Regions from separate parts of the Homo sapiens genome. Here regions 1 and 2 are each linked to region 3. A link is a contact called in ENCODE Hi-C or POLR2A ChIA-PET data. All regions are on one chromosome and are shown on one strand. The core of a region is the stretch at or near the end of the contact, and the rest is flanking DNA. Distances in the headings are between cores, read along the strand shown.

Evidence for each region. Hi-C counts contacts between places; a loop is a spot of excess contacts on that map. ChIA-PET counts read pairs that join two places held with the same protein, here RNA polymerase II (POLR2A). Pooled maps may share reads with other maps.
Region 1: a map of CD8-positive, alpha-beta T cell shows a loop between it and region 3 (9-fold over the local background). The contact joins the promoter of LDAH here to the promoter of DDX1 in region 3. A Hi-C loop is called at or near these places in 2 of 168 maps with a recorded cell type or tissue (CD4-positive, alpha-beta memory T cell and CD8-positive, alpha-beta T cell) and 5 of 50 pooled maps.
Region 2: a loop to region 3 is called in a pooled map, with 23 times the contacts of the local background. The contact joins the promoter of RRM2 here to the promoter of DDX1 in region 3. A Hi-C loop is called at or near these places in 1 of 37 single-sample maps with no recorded cell type and 4 of 50 pooled maps. POLR2A ChIA-PET finds 5 or more read pairs at or near these places in 1 of 52 experiments (H1).

What each region holds. Positions count from the first base shown.
Region 1 is chr2:20,821,790-20,824,707 of GRCh38, reverse strand. It overlaps LDAH (lipid droplet associated hydrolase), which reads left to right and starts at 1,607. Exons shown (of 7, transcript NM_021925.4): 1 at 1,607-1,671. RefSeq lists enhancers at 1,424-1,813, 2,034-2,103, 1,906-2,731.
Region 2 is chr2:10,121,441-10,124,140 of GRCh38, reverse strand. It overlaps RRM2 (ribonucleotide reductase regulatory subunit M2), which reads right to left and starts at 1,402. Exons shown (of 10, transcript NM_001034.4): 1 at 1,244-1,402; 2 at 1,084-1,158; 3 at 611-754; 4 at 289-405. The coding sequence starts at 1,342. RefSeq lists silencers at 1,441-1,941, 1,348-1,947 and enhancers at 2,168-2,277, 2,298-2,367, 2,125-2,680.
Region 3 is chr2:15,590,418-15,593,212 of GRCh38, reverse strand. It overlaps DDX1 (DEAD-box helicase 1), which reads right to left and starts at 1,345. Exons shown (of 26, transcript NM_004939.3): 1 at 1,264-1,345. The coding sequence starts at 1,279. LOC124905975 (a long non-coding RNA gene) reads left to right here and starts at 1,444. Exons shown (of 2, transcript XR_007086224.1): 1 at 1,444-1,753; 2 at 1,881-2,795. RefSeq lists an enhancer at 1,247-1,306.

The DNA.
Region 1 (2,918 bases), core at 358-2,857, 5.2 Mb before region 3:
TACAATAAATGCCTCACTTTCTTTCACTATAATCCTGATGTCAGTGTTTGGTCTTGCTGCACAGGCAATTGGACTCCAGTTTGGTTTGATAACAGCTCTTGAGAGATTGGAAAAGAGAGAGTCCCTGAGAGAGTGGGTTGTTTTCCACCTCCTGTTTGGTCTGTTTTCACATGTATCAGCTTCCCCTTTGACCTTCTACCATGTTGTGACACTGCACAAAAAACTCTAACCAGAACTGAGCAGATGCTCACACTATGCCCCTTGAGCTTTCCAATGTGCAGAACCATGAGCTAAGTAAACCTCTTTTTTAAATCCAAGCATACTTTGAAGATATTGGGGGTTCAGTTCCATACTACCACAATAAAGCAAACATCACAATAAGGCAGTTCACAGAATTTTTTTGGTTTCCCAGTGCATATAAAATTTATATTTACACTGTACTGTAGATTATTGTGTACAACAGTATTATGTCTAAAAAAAGTACATACTAAGAAAAGAAAAATAGCCCAGAGCTGTCTGAGCTATGTGAGGTATGCAAAATTTATTAGACCCGGACAGAAGTGAATACTGGCTTCCGCCACGCCTTCCCATGCCTTAGGGCAATTGTTAAAGGCATTTTGTTCTTTATTAGCTGCCTCACCCATTATCTTTATGTTCCTGGAATTTGTGATACAAGGAAGAAAGCATAGCCAGTCAATAGCTTAAGTTTTTTAAATATAAATTCTTGGTAAACAAGTTAAGCTCTGCCTCCTCTCCTTTCCTTAAAAACCGGCTCACGCCTGTAATCCCAGCACTTTGGGAGGCCGAGGCGGGTGGATCATGAGGTCAGGAGATCGAGACCATCCTGGCTAACAAGGTGAAACCCCGTCTCTACTAAAAATACAAAAAATTAGCCGGGCGCGGTGGCGGGCGCCTGTAGTCCCAGCTACTCGGGAGGCTGAGGCAGGAGAATGGCGTGAACCCGGGAAGCGGAGCTTTCAGTGAGCCGAGATTGCGCCACTGCGGTCCGCAGTCCGGCCTGGGCGACAGAGCAAGACTCCGTCTCAAAAAAAAAAAAAAAAAAAAAAAAAAACCTACTCCGACTGCTGCTAATTGGAGTGTATATTCAAGGCAACTTGAATCTAAGCTCCTGAGTGGCCATTCTCAAGCACTGAGCCCAAATAAACTCTATACTTAATATTATTCTCTGAATTTTCTTAAAGTTGGCAACACCTTAATTAAAAAAATACTTTATTGATCATGCTTATGAACATGATCAAATGAGAATCAACTTTCCTGTGTATGTGGGGAAGATATGCAACTAGTAACGCAGAAAGAGGGAAATGGGAAGAGGGAGAAAAGAGGGGCAGACATGGAACAAATGAGAGAGAAGGAAAGGGAAGCCAGAAGCCAGAAGCACATCAAGGATGACAGAAAATAAAAGGCGGATAAAATTCAAATGAAAAAGAAAGGAAAACCCCGACACCCTCCAAGAGGTCTCTCTGATCTGGACCACCGGCTCCAAGCCAGTAAGAAATCTCCCAGCCAGCTGTGCGCCGCGCGCCAGGCTGACATCGGCTTCCCGGATCAGCTCCGGCGCGGTACTGTGACGTCACCTGAGGGGGGCACTTCCGGTCTCGTGCCGCCTTCCCAGGACCCTCAGGGAGAGCGGGCAGCCTTCCAGGTGGACAGGTGAGGTACAGCTTGCCGAGCTCAGGGTGACTGCCCAAAGGAAGGACGGGTGGGCAGGCACGCGGGATCTGGCGCCCCTTCTTCTCTATGGTTCCTCGCAGAGCCCCTGTTGCCCTGGGCCAGATGGCCCGTAGCAGCAAAAATAATACTGTTCCGACAGCTCGCGAGTTCGGAGCCACTTGGCCTGGGAGTCCCTTGAGTTGCAGGCCGGGCAGTCGCTCACCCGAGCGCGGTAATGCAGCATTTGAACCCCTAAGTGTAGCCCACCTGTAGGGAGTCTTATGGTGCCCCCGCGGAGGAGTAGAGGCCAAAAAGTTGGGCAGCTGGCCGGGAAGAACTCGCTAGGAGGGGTCAAACTCTGGGCCGGGAGTGTTCTTTGCCCCCGGCGTTTAGTGCTCACGCCGCCTTTTATTCACGCTGAAGACCTTAACCGTAAACCCTCATCCTTGGGTCTTAGTTTGGTTTTGTTCCCCACGCAAGACAGAATGCAGATTGGAACACTTTATTCCTTGGTTAATTCGTATCTTCCCTCGCAAGTAGTTACCGGACACCTGCTTTGTGTCCTGTGTACCAAACACAAGAGTTGATAGTCCTGGCCGGGCGCCGTGGCTCACGCCTGTAATCCCAGCACTTTGGGACCCCGAGGCGGGCGGATCAGGAGGTCAGGAGATCGAGACCATCCTGGCTAACACGGTGAAACCCCATCTTTACTAAAAATACAAAAATAAATACATAAATAAATAAATTAGCCGGGCGTGGTGGCGGGCGCCTGTAGTCCCAGCTACTCGGGAGACTGAAGCAGGAGAATGGCGTGAACCCGGGAGGTGGAGCTTGCAGTGAGCCGAGATGGCGCCACTGCACTCTAGCCTGGGCGACAAAGTGAGACTCAGTCTCAAAAAAAAAAAAAGAGTTGATAGTCCTTGAGTTGAAAGAACAAATCTGTATGGAGAAAGAGATACAACCAAAAGAAACCCAGAAGATTTAGAAGCATCTCCAGAATGTTTATTCTCAAAAGCTGTTTTTTAATTAAACTTCTTTCTGAAACTATACGTAGGAGTGTCTCTTGTGTGTTTCCCCATTTTTCCACCTGAAGGTTAAAGACTTAGAAACCTGCTAAGGCCCCTCTTTCCAGCATGTAGCATTCTAGGGGGATAATCAGGGCAACACAGTGGGTGCCCATCTAAAATTTTATATTTTAATATTTTGCTTTTTGATAACTTAATGCCTTCAGACTGGAGGATTTTTTC
Region 2 (2,700 bases), core at 153-2,652, 5.5 Mb after region 3:
GTGAGACTCTGTCTCAAAAAAAAAAAAAAAAAGAGGGGGCAGATGTGGTGGCCACAAAGAGTCATCACATTGCTACCACTTAATATTGTCTCAGCTTCTCTAGAGTCGGGAAAATACCATAAGAAAGAACTGCAAAGTGTTACAAAACAGGAAATGCCATGTAATATAAAACCCAGCTTACACACACAGATGCACTCAGCATGGAAAAACATACAAGACGAGGAAAGCGAACTAGTTCGACCTCAGATCGTCAACGTCAAATGAATGAAAGATGTTTTGGAAACTCACCAAGTTTTCATTTACTATGCCATCGCTTGCTGCAAAGAAAGCCAGAACATGGGATATAAAATATCTCTCCTCGGGTTTCAGGGATTCCCAGTGCTGAATGTCCTTGGAGAGGTCCACCTGAGGTTCGGAAGTCACAATTTTAGCATAAAAGGAAGAGAGTAAAGCCTACAGGACTCACACTGAGCACTCAAACTTTAAGTATGCTGGCACCACTTACTATGCCCCACAGTTAGCCCCCCTTGCCAACGGGAACCTCCAAGTGCATTTATGTCTGAGGCGTGACGGTCACCCCTGCAGGGGTCTTCTGGGGTCCTCCGATTACCTCCTCGGCGGTCCAAAAGGAAGCCTCTGCCTTCTTATACATCTGCCAGATATCATGGTACTCGATGGGGAAGATGACAAAGCGGCGGGGGTTTTCTCTCAGCAGCGGCTCATCCTCCACGCCGGGGGCAGCTGCTTTAGTTTTCTGTTGGGGGAGAAAATAAAACATTTAAGTACCGGGCGAACCATATGAAACTAACGTTTTTCTGGACCAAGTCCTTTCCATTGGCGGCAATTTCACGGGGCCCGATGTGAAAACGTGGCTGTCCCGTCGCACTCCGTGGGTCGCAGCAGAGGAGCGCACGCCCGAACCGGGAAATGGGCCGAGGGGCGCGGGAGGCAGCCCTGGGGAGGGGCCGCCTAGGCGGGAAAGGAGCCGGGGCGGGAGTGTGAACAGCTGAGGAAACAATGCGGCTTTGGCGCCAAGACGCCCAAGGCCGTCCCTGGCCCCTCTGCCCCACGCCCGCCACTCACCGGCTCCGTGGGCTCCTGGAAGATCCTCCTCGCGGTCTTGCTGGCCAGGACGCGGGTCCCGCTCAGGGCCGGCGGCTGCGGGGAGACGCGTGTGAGTGAGGAGCGGCTTCGCTTTCCCTGCCTCCCTCCCCTGCCCGCAGCGCCCTCCCCGCGGGCTCACCGTGTTCTCCTTGTCGACCAAGCTGAGCCCCTTCAGCGGCGAGAGCTGCAGCTGCTGCGGGTCCGTGATGGGCGCGAGCGGGACACGGAGGGAGAGCATAGTGGAGGCGCAGCGAAGCAGAGCGAGCAGCCAGGACAGGACGGCTGGGACAGGGTGCACGGGCGACCCCTCACTCCAGCAGCCTTTAAATCTCCCGCGCCGCGCGCTCCCGGCCCTTCCCATTGGCTTTGGTGCCCCGGCCCTTCCCATTGGCTGTGCCATGCCTCCGACCCTTCCCATTGGCTGCGCCTTGCCCCTACCCAGGCTGGCCGCGGGGCCGCGCGCGATTTTCAAGCGCAGCGCGGGAGCCTCCGCCGGCGCCTTCCGGAGACCCCCGGGGACACCCCCGTGGACGCCCCCCGGGACCTCCCGGTTCCCCCCCCGGCCCGTCCGCTGGCTGGGTCGGGGGCGCCGCCGCCCAGGCCCCCACAGGTCCCGCGGGACCAGGGCCGCAGCCCCTGAGGGTCTCGGCGGCCTTGGCGCGCGCGGGCCCCGGTTCGCCCGGGAACCGTTTAGGATTGCGTGAGGAGCAGCGATTGGAGCCCGCGGGCGCGAGAGGATCCCCGGGCCGCGGCCCCGCCTCCCGAAAGCACCTCCTCCCAGCCGGGCCGCCGCCGGGCAGGGGGCTTAGCCAACGAGGTTGGTGCAAAGGCCTGGAAAACGCTCCTGGGTGCGGGGGAGGCGTTGCTGCGACCCTTTCGATCCGTGTCCCTGCGGTGGGGGTGCAAGGGCCCCGAGGCCTGACATTTTGGCGGGGTGGTCGGCGAGGACCCTACAGCCTAAAAGTTAGGGCCGCTGAGCCCCGTGGCTCGTTTTGCTGGGACAAGCGACCAGGCTTCTTACAGATTCGGTGTCCCCGTGAGTAAAATGGGACTCGTAACCGCGTGGACTGTTAATGCGGTGAGGAGAGCGTTCGTTGAGATGACTCATGTAAAATGTGCAGTCCTTTGTAAACCTTCAAACTACGGGACATGGCGAGAAGGCCCTTGGTGCAGTTTTCCACAGAAATCCTGTCTCCTGTCAGACCCCTGACCCCTATTGTCACCCTTGCCTTAAGAATTGCAAACTGTGGCTGGGCGCGGTGGCTCACGCCTGTAATCCCAGCACTTTGGGAGGCCAAGGCAGGAGGATTGTTTGAGGCCAGGAGCTGGAGACCATCCTGGGCAACATAGTGAGACCCCGCCTCTGCCATTAAAAAGAGAAGAAAAAAAGTTGTTTTAATTGCAAACTGAGCAAAAATTCCTGGGAGAAAGTTCACAGAATGATTTTAGGACTAGGAATTAATGTACTACTCATTGGGCGTCAAATATGCTGAAGAGGAGTTTGAAAACTCCACTGGTGTAGAGACTGGAACTTAGCAATAGCTTTCATTTAATTTTCTATGTGGCTTTCTGATTTGCCAGGCCCTGCAACGGGCA
Region 3 (2,795 bases), core at 96-2,595:
AGTCAGAAATCTTACATGACTGTTGCACTTTGGGAAGCCGAGGTGAGCGGATCACCTGAGGTCAGGAGTTCGAGACCAGCCTGGCCAACATGGTGAAACCCCCGTCTCTACTAATAATACAAAAATGAGCAGGGCATGGTGGTAGGCGCCTGTAATCCCAGCTACTCAGGAGGCTGAGGCAGGAGAATTGCTTGAACCTGGGAGGTGGAGGCTGCAGTGAGCCAAGATCACACCATTGCACTCCAGCTGGGGCGACAGAAGGAGACTACATCCCCCCACCCCCCCATTCTCCCCCCCAAAAAAGAAAAAAAATATCTTACATGACTGGAGATATGGAATTCCTAATATTCTTACAGAAGAAAACTAAAAAATATAAAATACTACATCTGAAGTCATCTTAAAAAGTTAATAACATTAAAGGACATTAGGCCTAACGTGATACATTTATATAGCAATAAACGTTACATAAGTGCTACATAAATGTATCACGTTTAGCGCATTTAAGGCTGATTACAGCTTCCTAAAACTGGATGCCTAACAGGAGGATGATAAAGCAAGAGGCGAAAATATCAACTGTAGGGTTCGATAAGCCATATCAAATCATATTTGGAATAAAGGAGGGTAGCAGACGGCAAATAAATATGAATTTTCCAAACTTATGTTGGACTGGTGCGTACGTTAATGAAAATGCTTTCCCTTTAGCTTCAACACTGAACATTAATGTTGATATAACAACGTTTAAGAACAAATAAAGATCAGGTTTATGCCTGGGACGTTTTGGAAGGGCCTGAAAAAACTGGACAGAGGCAGGATCGTCATTTTTCCCCAATGACTCCTCCCCACGCCGTCTCGCCTCTCTGCCTGGCCAAGCCCAGATGAGCCGCGGGCAGAAAAGGGTTCCCAAAGGGTCACTGCCACGTTAAGAGGCAGGAGGCCCAGGCGTCTGGGAGCCGCCAGAGCAACGCCGCCGCCTAGATTTTGCAGCCGAAGGTGCACTGGCAGGAAAGCCAAGTGGAGACTGGTAGAAGGGAAAGGGCAGGGGGAGGGACGTTCCGGCCCGCTCCTGGGAAGAATCGTCCTCCGAACCCGAGCCGCGGCCGCCCCTGATCCCGCAACGCGGGTCCATCAGGGACTGCAGCGGACAGCGCCCTTCTGTCTCCCTGACCCCTGTCCGCTCCCGCCCCTTTAGCTCTCCGCGGGCGGCCCCAGGGCTGAGGCGTGCAACAAGCCGCCCCACCACCCCCAGAGTTTCCACAAACGCACCGGAGAAGGCCGCCATCTTCACCCCGTCCTCCGCGGCTTCGCCTGCTCGCTCCCTCCCTCCCGACTGACACGGCGTGGCAGTGGCGGCGCGCGCTTCCGGCCCCTGGTCTTCGGCGTTCGGAGTCCGGGCAGGGACTCAGCCCCGGGAGAACGGTTCCGATGGAAGGAAAGGCCCGCGCCGGCCCCGCCTTATGCGCCTGCCGCTGAGCGGACCTCTGGGACCTAGGGCTTCTGGACGCCGCCTTCGTTCTGGGCACCATGTGTTCGGAGCACACCACGCGGTATCAGGGTCACAGCTACAGAGAAGGAAGCAGATGTTTGGTGATTAGGGTCATCCAGTGGGCTCAGGCTGACACCACACCGTGCCCTCCCCACTCAGTCCCCCAGCTTTCCAAAGGTGAGCAGGGCCTTGGTGTGTGAATGACCCGGAGAGATGGACTGGATTCATTGCCCTGAGCACCAATGCCAGTGAGTGCCTGGCAGCCAGTAGGTATTTGTTACATTTTTTTTTTAAACTAAGTAATGATTTAGGTCTCCCTCCCTTCACCCATGTTTGATGTCGCTTTTATAATTTCGGGTTTGACTTCCATGCAATTTTAACTCCTTTCTCTTTGCAGAGAGATGGGGAAAGTAAATGAGGAATCCTCCCAACCAGACACTCACTCTGTCAGGAAGGTATTAGAATCTTTAGATGAGGACTCTAAAATTCGGGAAAGTTAAGTCACTTATCTAAAGACACATATCTACCGAATGGCAGCGTGGGATCTGAGCCACATCTGCGCAATGCGAGGGCGCGTGCTGTGCTATCTGTAGCCTGCCCCAGAGTGTCATGGAGAAAAGTGGAACCCTCAGGCAAGATAGAATAGGGTTGCAGCGGCCGGGCGCGGGGGCTCACGCCTGTAATCCCAGCACTTTGGGAGGCCGAGGCAGGCGGATCACGAAGTCAGGAGGTCGAGACCATCCTAGCTAACACGGTGAAACCCCTTCTCTACAAAAAATACACACACACACACACACACACACACACACAGAAGAAGCCGGGTGTGGTGGTGCATGCCTGTAGTCCCAGCTACTCGGGAGGCTGAGGCAGGAGAATCGCTTGAACCCAGGAGGCGAAGGTTGCAGTGAGCCGAGATCGCGCCACTGCACTCCAGCCTGGGTGACCGAGCGAGACTCCGTCTCAAAAAAAAAAAAAAAGAAAAAAGAATAGGGTTGCAGCTACTCCGGAGGCTGAGGCATGAGAATCACATGAACCTGGGAGGCGAAAGCTGCAGTGAGCTGAGATCGTGCCACTACACTCTAGCCTGGGCGACAGAGGGAGAGTCTGTCTCAAAAAAATAAAAAATAAAAAAGATAGAATAGGGTTAGAAGTACAGAGTTGGGAACCATATTCTGAGTTTGGATTCTAGGTCTGCCACTTGCTTGCTGTGTGACCTTGAACAAGTCATGAAGCTTCTTTGGGCTTCAGTTTACTTACCTGTGAAATAGGGATGAACAATAGTACCTTTCTCATATGATAGTTATGAGGATCA